2 separate regions of the Homo sapiens genome follow, and region 2 is linked to region 1. The links are chromatin contacts, found by Hi-C or POLR2A ChIA-PET in ENCODE. All regions are on one chromosome and are shown on one strand. The core of a region is the stretch at or near the end of the contact, and the rest is flanking DNA. Distances in the headings are between cores, read along the strand shown. Region 1 overlaps LOC101929710 (a long non-coding RNA gene). Region 2 holds the start of LNPEP (leucyl and cystinyl aminopeptidase).

The links. A loop is a pair of places that touch in the nucleus more often than their neighbours do. ChIA-PET counts read pairs that join two places held with the same protein, here RNA polymerase II (POLR2A). Pooled maps may share reads with other maps.
Region 2: a map of CD8-positive, alpha-beta T cell shows a loop between it and region 1 (5-fold over the local background). The contact joins the promoter of LNPEP here to the enhancer-like site in region 1. A Hi-C loop is called at or near these places in 3 of 168 maps with a recorded cell type or tissue (CD4-positive, alpha-beta memory T cell, CD8-positive, alpha-beta T cell and naive thymus-derived CD4-positive, alpha-beta T cell) and 8 of 50 pooled maps. POLR2A ChIA-PET finds 5 or more read pairs at or near these places in 1 of 52 experiments (H1).

The regions. Positions count from the first base shown.
Region 1 is chr5:96,532,922-96,539,649 of GRCh38, reverse strand. The region is part of intron 4 of LOC101929710 (a long non-coding RNA gene); the gene reads right to left. It also overlaps a transcript of CAST not described here. Among named protein-coding and RNA genes, the nearest start is that of PCSK1, 100 kb to the right of the region's middle. Within about 2 kb of position 2,054, at least 5 of the 41 ENCODE cell types and tissues checked have a DNase peak (open chromatin) inside an H3K27ac peak, as active enhancers do; they include CD8-positive, alpha-beta T cell, where a contact is called at or near this core.
Region 2 is chr5:96,934,534-96,941,309 of GRCh38, reverse strand. It overlaps LNPEP (leucyl and cystinyl aminopeptidase), which reads right to left and starts at 5,230. Exons shown (of 18, transcript NM_005575.3): 1 at 5,136-5,230. The coding sequence starts at 5,154. It overlaps LOC124901030, which reads left to right and starts at 5,235. Exons shown (of 1, transcript XM_047417984.1): 1 at 5,235-6,776. The coding sequence starts at 5,235. The coding sequence ends at 5,939. It also overlaps a transcript of ERAP1 not described here. RefSeq lists silencers at 4,697-4,776, 4,907-4,976, 5,917-5,986, 6,427-6,546 and enhancers at 5,567-5,876, 6,177-6,316, 6,627-6,756.

The DNA.
Region 1 (6,728 bases), core at 805-3,304:
AGGTGAAACGCAGGGAATTTTTAGGGCAGTGAAACTGTTCTGTGTGATACTATTATGATGGATACATGACATGACATGTTTGTCAAAACCTATAGAACTTTACAAGACAGAGCAAAAATAAAAGGATGAAAAGCGATGGTTAAAAGTAAAAGGATGGAAAAGTGATGACATAGAAACATGAGTTGAAAGGAAGTTTGAATGGCTATATTAATATCAAAGTAAATTTCACAAAAAACAAAATTATTTAGAATAAAAACTGTCACTTCACAAAATAATAAAATGTCAATTAACTAAGAAGACATGCAATTCTAAATATTTATGCACTTAATAACAGAATAAAAGCTGCCACTTCAAACAATTGGCATGATATAAAGTTTGCATTACCCATTAGAATAGGCTCTAAGTGTGTTGTTTCAAGACTTTGACTCTTAAGTTTTTCGGTTTTTCTCAACAACTCACTATATCCCTGAACTTTGAACACTATGAGTCAGTTCTGCTGAATCTTAAAAAATGGTGATATTTTGACATTTGCTGTGATTGTCTTCATACATACTTTTATGAGAAAATACAAATAAGAGAGAATAGTCTGGATTTGTTTTAACTGCAAATGTTAGTCATTGATTTAGCAAGATCTTTATAATGAAAGTTCTGTGGTCTATTTCCTATACAATTCAGAGTGATATGCTGCTACCATATTGACCAAATATGAAGTGCTTCCTCTTTGGGTGACCTGATAGCAGCAGAATACCTCTCTGAGTCATTTGATATTGATTTTTGATCTTCACTTCCTGAGATTTTTTTTAAACCCCAAACTGCAAATTAGAGTAACTTGATATTTCTATGTCTTATGATGTGATACAGAGACAGTATCCCAAAGCTCATTTCATTTCTGAGGGAGCGGTGTGTGTGTGGGGGGGTCTTATGTATGAGTGAAGAGACAGTGTTTCAATGTTACATTTTCTGTTTTTTTTTTAATTTAAAAAAACAGATGTTGCAAAACAAGATTGAGGTTAGTCCAGGACCATTTTTAACTACTTGAACATCTCCAAATCTGCACATTAATTCTGACTATATTATCAATTCAGAAATTCAAGAGATGTTCCAAAGTTTAATAACATCTTCAAATGCTTTTAGGTAATTGGTCATTTACTTTGCTAGCCTAGTGTTTGTTGTTTTTAATCTGCATGCTTTTCAGTGATGTCCAAAGCAAGTTGATTTCCAAAAGGCTTTCCAAACCTTATCTTTTCTAACAGATAAATATGAGAAAAGCAAAATTCTTTTACTTTCAGATAGGTATGATATAAGGATCATATCCACATATTGCTACGTAGTTTCATACCTCTATCAATTACTATTCACTCACCTCCTTTCCTAGATGCTTCAAATTAACTGGTAATTGTATCCCTTTAAAGAGCCCATCCCTAGAACTTGACACTGCTCTTGATAACCTATGTGGAGGTTTGAAAGGAAGCTACTCGCGGGAAGGCTTGAAGGACACCAGGTGACCTGGTTTGTCTAACAAACAGTTTTTCTTTTGCTGGCTGTTTAACCAGTCTTTGCCTTGTGTGTAGATTGCATGCTCTGACTGGGGTTTTCAGAGGGGTGGGAGAGAAAACAGATAGAGCCTGCCTACTAGAGAGGTGGAGAAGAATGAGGCCAAGTGAAAGAGAGGGCTGAAAGCATGAAAGCTACTGCAGGGAGATATTTTAGGGGAGGAGTTGACAGGATCAATATGGATATAAAGGATGCTTTTGCTACATGATATACAATATAATTTTGCTCCCCCCCTCAAAAACATTAGCAAATATAAAAATTAGGTATCTACAGTTTTGATGGGGAAAATGTGCTGAGACTGGTCTTGGGAAAAAAGAACCATGGCCCAAGTGACCGAGTGACAATCAGATTACTCCTGGAAGCAGCACTTCTAAAACAAAGGAAGAGAAAGTTATCCACCCTTTGTTTTTCTGCCGCTTCAAAGATGGCAGAGTCTATAGTGACATGGAGAACAGTGAAATGAGATGAGGTTAACCTCTTTGGAGAGGAAATGATGAGTCAGTTGCCATGGGAGTTGAAAAGATAAGTTTTTTTTTTCTCTTCCTGTGTTGCTCACAGAAGTATAGTAACTGAAGTGTTTTAATAAAAAGTTCTCATCTCAAGGCCATCAATGGCTCATCATACACGTATGTGACTCCAGCAATACAAATTAGATGGTTTTTCAAATCATAGCACAACTGAAGGGGAACAGAGAGTACTTGGAAAGCTTAAATGGGGGCAGGAGGGGTAGTCTATTGCTTCAACTTTAGTAAAATGTGTTCAGACATTTTAATAAAATCTGCTGAAAACAGGCAGACTGGTTTTATATCTTTTGGTAAAGAATCCAGTTCAAATAGAGTTGTGAGTAAGAGTAGCTTTTGGGCGAAGTGAAGGATGGTAACTGAGTTGGGTGAAGAGGATATGGGACAGAGCTCAGCAAGGGTGGGCTTCAGTCTGGCATGAAGCCAACAAGGCAGCAGGCAGTCAGGGAAGTTCAAATATTCCAGCCACTGTATTGAAAGCTTCTTTTCTTTAGAAGCAGCCTCCATATTTTAGTCGTATTTGTATTTCTCCAAGACCATACATAATTAAGTGCTTAATTTGAGCACTGGGTAGATTCAAATTATAAGAGAATTAGAGTTCTGGGTGCTCATAGGAGAAGATAGCTTGGCTTAATAACTTTTATCAGTGGAAATGAGATCAGAAGTTCCCATGCCTGCCCCATATCTGATTTAAATCACACGTTATATTCTTACTTGCTTCCTTCTTTCTATAAAAAAAATTTATACTGTTACAAATATCCCTCCATCAAAATGTCAGACCATTACCTACTCAATTATTTGGGAGGGGAGCATTTCTCATGGTATTATCCCAAATTATGATTAGAATTTCCAAGCTGTCATAATGCACAGATTTAATAGGACAGCTCAAAAAAGATTTACTTGAGAAATGTGATGAATATAGAGAAAGAAAAATGTATCATCACTCTGGAAATCCATGGATTTTCTTCAACTGCCATACCTGTACCTTACTCTTTTCCACTTCTATAATTACCTCTCCTTCCTTACTTCTATGCGCCTATTAATCCTCTACAGACCAACTTGCATCACCATCACTCCAGTAAAATTTTCTTGTCAAAGACATCATTGATCTCCATGTCGCAAATACACCAGGCATGTCTACAACTTCATCTATTCAACATCTCACTGCCTTTGGATACTGTTGTTCCACTGTCCTCCTCCTTTTATTTTCTTTTGGAGACGGAGTTTTGCTCTTGTCGCCCAGGCTGGAGTACAGTGGCACGATCTCGGCTCACCGTAACCTCCACCTCTCAGGTTCAAGTGATTCTCCTGCTTCAGCCTCCCTAGTAACTGGGATTACAGGCGTCTCTCACCACGCCTGGCTAATTTTTTGTATTTTTAGCAGAGATGGGATTTCATCATGTTGGGCAGGCTAGTCTTGAACTCCTGACCTCAGGTGATTCACCCGCCTAGGCCTCCCAAAGTGCTGGGATTACAGGCCTGAGCCACTGCACCCAGCCCTCCTCCTCCTTTTTCTTTAAAAAAAAAAAAAAAAAAAAAAAAACCTTAAATATTTAACATATGGTTATTTAACATATAGTTAAAAGATTTAAATGTACTAAAGGGCTCCTCATAACAAAACAACAGTATCTTCAATTGTCGGTTTTAACAAATAAAAGTAGGTACCACTGAGGACATACTTAGGTTTAAAAAGTGTTTATTTGGCCAGGTGCAGTGGCTCACGCCTGTAATCCCAGCACTTTGGGAGGCCGAGGCGGGAGGATCACGAGGTCAGGAGATCGAGACCAACCTGGCTAACACGGTGAAACCCCGTCTCTACCAAAAATACAAAAAATTAGCCGGGCTTGGTGGCGGGCGCCTGTAGTCCCAGCTACTCGAGAGGCTGAGGCAGGAGAATGGCGTTAACCCAGGAGGCGGAGCTTGCAGTGAGCCGAGATCGCGCCACTGCACTCCAGCCTGGGCGACAGAGCGAGACTCCGTCTCAAAAAAAAAAAAAAAAAAAAAAAAAAATTGTTTATTTACATAAAACTCAAATTTAGCTGAGTCTCCTATATTTTACCTGGCAACTCATGCCACCATGTCCTATGCCTGTTCTTCCTCCCCAGAGGCAATATTTTCTAATTTTAAAAAGCTGTTTGTTCACTTAGCTCCATATTTCTAAATAACATTTTTAAAATACTGATTTTTTACATTTTATCTTTGCTTCCACAATGATAAATGAAAAGTTAGCTCCCTTATATTCTTCCCATTTCCCTCTTCCTTATGCTTTCAGTATTCGCTGTGCCAATTATTGTTTCCTTACAATATTTAGCAAAATGCCAACACTGTCATATTCTTATTACATCAACCTTAGGTAACATTCTTTGACTTTTGCTAAGGTGGGGAAATTAGGCTTCTGCCCACGTTTTCTTTTTTCCACTGGTTCCTCTCATTCTCTGCTTTCTGTATTTATTGAATTTACAAGGTTGATACTATATGCCATTTGTTCTGTAAGAGTAATTAGGCCTACAAGTTGATTCTAAAAACTGAAAGTCAATGAAATGTTTACATTATTGTGGCTTTGTAAATATTGTTCCCTGAAGAGCCAATAATGCCTACTGTAGTTTTCTTTTTCTTTCTTTCTTTCCCTTTCTCTTTCTTTCTTTCTTTATTCCTTTTCTTTCTTTCCTTCCTTCTTTCCTTCTTTCTTTCTTTTCTTTCTTTCTCCTTCCTTCCCTCCCTCCCTCCTTCCTTCCTTCTTTCCTTCTTTCTTTTCTTTCTTTCTTTCTTTCTTCTTTCTTTCTTTCTTTCTTTCTTTCTTTCTTTCTTTCTTTCTTTCTTTCTTTCTTTCTTTCTCTCTCTCTCTCTCTCTCTCTCTCTCCTTCCTTCCTTCCTTCCTTCCTTCCTCTCTCTCTCTCTTTCTTTCTTTGATGAAGTCTCACTTTGCCGCCCAGGCTGGAGTGCAGTGGCATGATCTCAGCTCACTACAACCTCTGCCTCCTGGGTTCAAGGGATTCTCCTGCCTCAGCCTCCTGAGTAGCTGGGATTACAGGCACGCACCACTACACCTGGCTAATTTTTGTATTTTTAGTAGAGATGGGGTTTCGCCATGTTGGTCAGACTGGTTTTGAACTCTTGACCTCGTAATCCGCCCACCTCAGCCTCCCAAAGTGGTGGGATTACAGCCTATTTTTCTTTTATACTTCACCGAAACAGGACAAGTAACGGTTTCTTAAAGGTTACCTGTGATATGGAATCTGACATCATATAGTTGCAGTTTTCATACTCTGTTACATTTAAATCCATCAATCTATCTCATACTTTAAATAGATTTTTGCTCGTGTATGATTTTGTGACATCATGCATTGGTTATTTGGAAAATGTCGATTCAATGTGATTTGCAGATCCTCCAAATGTTGACACATTTCATTTTACACTATCAAAAGATAACATTTGTTACTATTACTACTGAGCTCATCAGAAAAACTTTAAGTATTAGGAACCTGTCAGGTTCATACTGGTGGGTGCAAATATTCCAAAATTCTAATTTCTGCTTGAAAGTTTATATTTTATCATTGACAATATACACTGTCAATTGTTTTCTTGGAAGTGACAGGCTCATTTAATTTATTTTAGGAAATGTCTGCTAAAACTTTAAGTTTGACTAACCATAGTCTAGCAATTGTCCAATCAATTAAAAATGGTGTAGGATGGCCAAAGTATCTAATTCAGCTCACAACTCAAACAATTGCACAAGTGCCTATCCCTGGGTACACTCACATATTTGAGTAGACTGTAGTTTATGCACACTTCTTGTTTTGACACAGAGAATATTAAAAAAATATATTCAAGAGTCAGGATTAATAAAGTTAATATTTTTGCTGCTTCATCAATGACCATCTGAATGAAAAGTGGCATTTTGTTTTTTTCTATGGAAGTGCATGGCCGAAAATTTGGAGCCTACATGTACTGCTTGGTACCACCATGCCGTGGTTTGCTAAAGTATCTGCAATTTTTCTAAGTGTCAGCAGTTTTGGCCACCATTGCTTATGCTCCATCAGTGCGAATCTCGAAGCAGTGAAAAAGGCATATTATGTCTTAATATTATTATAAAATAGCTTTGATTTTAGACTCCCTGAAAAGTTATTGGTGTTCTCCAGGGATTCATGGGACACAATCAGGGAACTATTAGTCTAGTTTGGTACTGGAGACTTTCCTCTGTGGGCCTTCTTTTTTCTCTCTGAGCTCTAATCCAGAGATTTTCCTTGGTAGTTCTGCATTACAGCTGTTGCTTTCAGGATTCCAGGTTATCTTTTTGTTGTTTCTTACCTCTTTGTTTTCTTACAGCACAAAATTTATATGTTAGTAAATTTTTCTGAGTCCTTGCATATATAAAAGTTCATTCATTCCATCTTTACACATGAAGGGTTAGCTGAACATGGAATTATAGTTTGAAAATAATTTCTACTAAAAATTTCTCATTGCTCTGTTGTCTTCTAGTGCTCACTGTTGCTATTTTGTCGGCAAGAAGATGATTCTATTTTTATTTTTATTTTTATTTTTTTTTTTTTGAGACCAGGTCTCCCTCTGTCACCCAGGCTGGAGTGCAGTGGCACAATCATGGCTCACTGCAGCCTCAACCTTCCAGGCTCAAGCAATCCTCCCACCTCAGCC
Region 2 (6,776 bases), core at 3,981-6,480, 400 kb before region 1:
GAGCAGCAGGCAAACAAGTGAAGCTTCATCTCTACAGTCAGTCCCCATCGTTAGCATTACCACCTGAGCTCCACCTCCTGTCAGATCAGTGGTGGCATTAGATTCTCATAGGAGCACGAACCCTATTGTGAACTGCGCATGTGAGGGATCTAGGTTGTGTGCTCCTTTTGAGAATTTAATGCCTGATCTGTCACTGTCTCCCACCACTCCTAGATGGGACTGTCTACTTGCAGGAAAACAAGCTCAGGGCTCCCACTGATTCTACATTATGGTGAGTTGTATAATTATTTCATTGTATATTACAATGCAATAATAATAGAAATAAAGTGCACAATAAATATAATGCACTTGAGTCATCCCCAAACCTTCTCCCCTTTAGAATATATCACAAACTAGAAAGTATACATACATCCCCCCGACTGTGGTCCCTGGTCCCGAAAAGTTTGGGGACTGCTGCCCTACAGTTTTCAAGTCATGAGGTGACTAATTGACAAAACATAGCTGCACTGACCTCACCTCGACTGCCAAGAACCACAGGCCTCATCTAGGTCCATCCCAACATCTGGGGTAATCTTGGCTAAACTCTTTCAAATCTCAATTTCCTAATGTTTTCATAGACAGGGTTAATACTGCTGTTTCCTAATAGGAGTATTACACTAAATTAGTAGACATGCAAACAGTTATGAACAGTTTCTGTACATTTATTTCATAATTAGAATACTGTCTTAGACAAAACTTTATTGCTTTTTTATTTCTTCTGTGTTTCCATATTTCATATTAGCATGACAACAAAACTAGGTTCTTCTATTCATTTCTCTTATTTAGGTAAGCATTATCTGATGACGAGGTTGTGGGTTTTTTTTTTTTAATGTAACTGTGTCTAGCAGAAAATCTACTTGTAAATGGGCATTCAAAAGATAGCTGTATGATTGAATTACTGAGCAGAAAATTACCACTTATTTTCTATATAATTTCCTTATAACCAATCTCTCTGGTTATCTATCTTTCAGGCTGAGTTCTCAAGGATAACCTACAGATAAATGATAATCACCGGTTATAAGAGTTTCTAAAATATGCTGTTTTTATGCATGTATCAAGACAGTTTTTGGAAACTGGCAAGTAATAGCAAAGAACTTTTCTACCACTAGTTTCCAGTTAAAAACTGGGCTGTTTCTAGCTATAGCTTTAACCCTAGATTGTTAGTGATGCTAACACTTAATTCCTAACAGTCTTATTTCCCCCAAATAAAATTAAAAACTTAAGACAGAAAGATAAAAACAGGATTTAACTTATATTCCATCACACAGAGAAACTATGAGCTCCTATTTCTTAAGAGTTGTCTTTCAATGTGGAAATTTATCATAGAGCAAAAGAAAAATAAAAACAAAATGTGGTATGCTCACATTTTTGAGAAGTGATGCTAAAAATTTTTTTTTAAAAAGACTCACATATCTATAGAACAATTGTTATTTGTAAGATTAAAAGATGGAATCACAATTTTATACTGTATTACAACCCACAAATATCTCATTTGTTGCCCAGACTTCCCATTTTTGAAGTTGAAAAATACTTTCAACTGGATACCAATCTGAACATGAAAGCAAAAATAATTTTTTAAGACAACTAAGTCCTCCTTGTTTGATTATGCACCACACTGCGGTAATAAAAGTGATTCATAGGACCTACATTCATATGAAAAAAAAAACTATTTATGTTTTCAGTTCTGGGACCTCAAAATGCCAAAATACCAACCTTTAGATATACTTTAGAATATATCACAAACTAGAAAGTATATATACTTTCAGCTGGGCGCGGTGGCTCATGCCTGTAATCCCAGTACTTTGGGAGGCTAAGGTGAGCGGATCACTTGAGGTCAGGAGTTCACCTGGCCAACATGGTGAAACCTCATTTCTACTAGAAATACAAAAATTATTTGGGCATGGTGGCGGGCGCCTGTAATCCCAGCTACTCGGGAGGCTGAGGCAGGAGGATCACTTGAACCCGGGAGGCAGAGGTTGCAGTGAGCTGAGATTGTGCCACTGCACTCCAGCCTGGGCAACAGAGTGAGACTGTGTCTCAAAAAAAAAAAAAAAGAAAGTATACATACTTTCTAGTATGTATTTCATATATAATCAGACCTCCTTAATCAGATTCTGAGGGTGAACCTTAGCATTTGCATTTCTTAAGATGAATTTAAGTTTTTACAAAATATACCAACCCTGCATGCAAATGAAGACAAAAATCTGGATAAACATCAAAGAATTATTTAATCTAATATCTCTAACCAAAAAAGCAGATAGTTGCCTTCAATTTTTTTTTTTTTTTGTAATATACAAATCACTATTACTTAACAGTTTTACCTCTACCTGCCTAATAAGACATAATCATTATTGCCAAAACAATCTTAAGTACTGGTCCAGCACATCTCTCTTCATAAAAAAAGCCACCAAAGATCCAAACCCAGACCAGATGTCCAGACTTCAACATAATAGCAATCCCTCCCAAGGACAAAGCCAAAAATAGATCCTGAGCTAAATGGGAATTCCTAGCACTAAGATCCATCCTTATAAGCCCTTTCCAGGGATATGCATTTTAAATGGGTTGCAGAAGTATGTTACCTGAACAGGTTAACATAGGATATTCATCAAATGAACCAATTATCAACAGGTAGAGAGCAGGGCCCAACAAAAATAGGTCATACCAGTGGCAACTTTGGACAGAAAACAGGGAAACTACAAAAAAAACGTACTGGAATAGATGAGTATTGAAGGCTAGAGTGACAAGATATAAGCTAAATTCACTTCCTTTACAAATGCATAGGTCAGTAGATGGAACCACTGACAAGATTTTAACTAAAAGATATGTGGTCCTAAATTACTGAAACTGTTTTTTGTTAAGCTCATACACCTCTCTACATATATAGGGATACATGAAAAAGTGTAAGTGGGAAAGATTCCATTAAAAGAGGATGAACGTGTAACAAAATCCAATACCAGGCTTGATAAATCTTGCAATCATAAATTCTATGGATAATGAAATACTCTGCATCATCACACCCAGACCAATGGGAGCATTATACATGCATTATTTTTTGTACTCAAAAGGATGAAGTATATAACTGTCTACTGTACCATGTCATTTGAAAACACTAGAAAATTCTACAGCAATCCTTCAAAAGTTTTCAAATAAATACCCTGTCCATCTTAAACCTGAAAAGCACTTCAAATTGCTAACATTTAATTTCTTATTGACTGTAGATATTGTCGTTTCTGTTTTCCTTGTAAAAGGATGCTAAATAAGGCTCCAAGGAGTGATTGCTACATTAACCAAAATTATGCACTGCCAAGCTGTCTCCAGCATCAACTCTGAAAGATAGGAAAGAATCAGAAATCCAATTTCCTACATGAAAGTTGAAGCATTGCTTCTTTTTTTGTTCTCTTCTGTGGGATTTTTCCATTGTCCTCCCAAATGTGACAGTTTGCAAATACCCACATCTAGAAGCAATCTAGAAGCATATTCTATAAGAGAAAAGACACCAATTTTAAAACTTGAGAAAGTACTTTAATTCTGTAGGCAAAGGTTCAGCAAATCAGCTAGCACTAATCTTGACCAAATGGGTGAGTCAGCCTCATCACAGAGATTTTTTTTTTAATTTAGATGAAATTTCACATTTAAAAACATGGTAACTCCAAGCATTCTTCCAAAAACAAAGAATGAACATTGGAATAGTCACTTACAAGGACTTAACGACTTGTATTAAACATATTTTACACTAAAGTACTAGATGGTCTCTAGTTCATTTTAGCTCAAACCTTCCTTAATTCTTCGAGTAACTTCACCAGACTATTCTTTAAGTCTTAGTAATTACAAATAGAACCTGAATGAGAAAGAAAATTCAGAATTAAAGTTGTTATCAGTAAGCCTAATTAAACAGTGCAGACAGAAAGATGGCAGTAGAATAAAGCATTCTACATTAGGAATAGGGAGAATATAATCAGTAGTTCACAGCCCCATGAATGAAGCACAGCATACAACAAAGTCTGGCTGGGATTTGGGATAAAGTGGACAATATCTGTCTGCTCTTGAGTGGTAACTAACAAACTAAACAGGGATATAGACTGTGGCCCCTATTAATGTGATACTGTACCTGAAGTAACCAACCACACTCAGCAAAACATGTCAACCAGAGACTGAATCCTCTTTTAGTGAGTCGTCTCCCTTACTGGCAGTTTTCCTACTTTCTATCTTAAAAGGGAATCCACACACTCAACACCGCAAAACGGTAAGACATCTCACCCCTATATTGTGGCTCTGGCACTTCTGGTCCGCACAAAAGCCATGGTTCTAACTAGGGTGGGATTTATGCTCCCCGTTCAGTGAAGGGCTGTGGCTGTTTGCAGGGTGCAGGCTCCCTGCGTTGACTCTCGCTTCCTGTCACACAGTGGTATCACCACCGTGACGGACCCTTGACATTAACAAGTCTTTGACTGAAAAACTGATGTGATCTGCAGCCAGTGAGGGGATGCGTGGTGGCCCTGCCGAGTACCTCGGCAGGGTCAGGAGGGTGGCACTGTGGCCAGGCACCTCCGCGGCACCGAGCGAGGTGAGCAAGCCTTTCCTGAAGTTTCCCTTCCTTCCACAACATTAACCTGCCAAGCCTCCCACCCCCACCCCGCCCTATTAGGAAAAGTCACGCCGGCAGCTCACTGAAGGGCAGGGGGACAGCTCCTGGCGCCCCACAAAAGTTGGGCTCGGCAGCTGCCACAACTTAACGCTCCTACAGGAGAGTCGGGCCGACACCGCCTCCTCCGGGGGCAAACCTGAGCTGCCAACTTTCCCACTGCCCACTCCTCTGCGCACAGCAGCCCAAACTTTGCTGTTTGCCCACCGGCCGCACCCCGGGCGAGCGGCGGCGGCGCTGACCTTCAAGCCAGCCCCGGGTCCCGCACTGGCCGCCGCCCGCCCCCCGAACCTCCCTGCCTCCCCCAGATCCCCTCTCCCTGCCTCCCTCAGCCCTCGTGGGAAGCCCGCGGTGTTGGGGGAGACGGCTGCAGCCCGACCCCGCGTGTCACGACTGCCCACGACCCTCAGGGCTCCGGAGAGCCCGGGTCCCGGCGCCTCGGCAGCCCACTCACCATTGGTGAAGGGCTCCATTTTCCCCCCGCCGCGGCTCCTTACAGCCGGAGCGCCCGAGCTTCCTACTCCGAGAGCTGAGGCGGCCCAGCTGACTGAGCATGCCCAGCGCGGCCTCCAAGGGCTGCCAGGGAGGTGCCGCGAGGGGCGGCGCCGCTCCGCCGTTCCGGGTTTTCGTGGCAGCTGCAGAAAGAGCGAGGGAAGCAAGAGGGAAAAGCACAGTCAAACCCCCTGCTGCTCCGTGGACAGGCGAGGTGGGAGCGGGTTCGCGCTGGGGGCGGGGCCTAGGCGGGGCCGGGAAAGCCCAGCCCCTACCTGAAGTGGACCCGGCTGCGGCGCTCTCCCCGGCCGGGAACGGTGTTCAGTCACTCAACAAATGTGGAGCCCTACTGCGACCCGCCCGATCCCGGACGCCGAGACACCCGCACTGCGCCAGAAAATCATGGTCCCAGTCCCAGGAGCGGACATTCCAGAAACAGACCATAAATAAACACAGAAGACACACGAGTGTAAAGTCAGTGCCCCGCTGCGAATTAAATCGGGGTGATGTGATGGCGAGTGAGTGGGTAGTTAATTCGGATGGCTTGGTTAGACGAGGCCTCGCTGAGCAGGTGCCACTGAAGCCGAAGTCTGAAGGCAGAGCAGGAACCTGCGGGCGAAGGTCGCTATCTGAACCGCGAATCGCTGGTTTCCCTGGGGAGGTTGGCCGCGGAGGGATCACTGCTCGAAGGACCGAGGGAGCGGGCGCTGTAGGTGTTTTCGGCAGAGATGCCCGCCCGCATCAGAGTGCCTCAGGAGGGCGGTGAGGAGGAGACGGAAGAGAGGGCGGGGACCTCGCAGGGCCGAGGGCGCCCTGGGGTCCAGTCCCGGGGCTGGCGGCTGCCTTGCGGCCTCTAGGTGCGGGCGGATAACAAAACCCGGCGCCGGATCGCCCGGCCCGGGTCGCGGGCGCCGCAGGATGTGGGCAGAAGGCCCGCCTGTTCCGAGCCTTAAATCAACACCTGCGGTTCCCGGGGGTGCTACCACTGGGGCCCGCAGCAAGGCTCCGCGGCGCTAGGCCCGAGAAACCGAAACTCCCCTAGTCGCCCCTGCCCCCCAGCACTCGCGCCATTGCCTCCAGCCCCGAGCCACCATTGTTTCCAGTGCCAAATCGGGCAGCCCCGCTAGCCTCCGAGGCCGAACCGCCAGGGGCCCCATAAGCCCCGAGGAGGCTCGTCGGGAACCGCTTCCTTATCCTCTCGGTATGCGCATCGCCACCACCCTCGCTGCAGAGGCCGCCGCCCTCCCAGCGCGCCATCACCGCCTCCTCTGCCTCTTCCCCTCCCTCAGCCCCGGCCCCTGCATTGACTTGGCTCGGGCTGCGCCTCACTGCGCCTGCCAACTGTCACACGCTCTGAGGCTTTCAACAGCGGGGCGCCAGGGACAAACAAGCCGCGGCAAGCGCAAACAGCCTGCTCAAACAGGGACGGCCAGGGTGTTGTTTGACCAGCACTGGAATTGGAAACTAGGTTTCGAAGAAGTCAAATCGAAGTACAATATTGTATTTTAAACTGCCTGTTGTTATTACATCCCTCACAACGCACGCTCTACTTGAAACTTCCAGTGGATACCAACTGCACTTAGAATAAAAAATGAAACTCCTT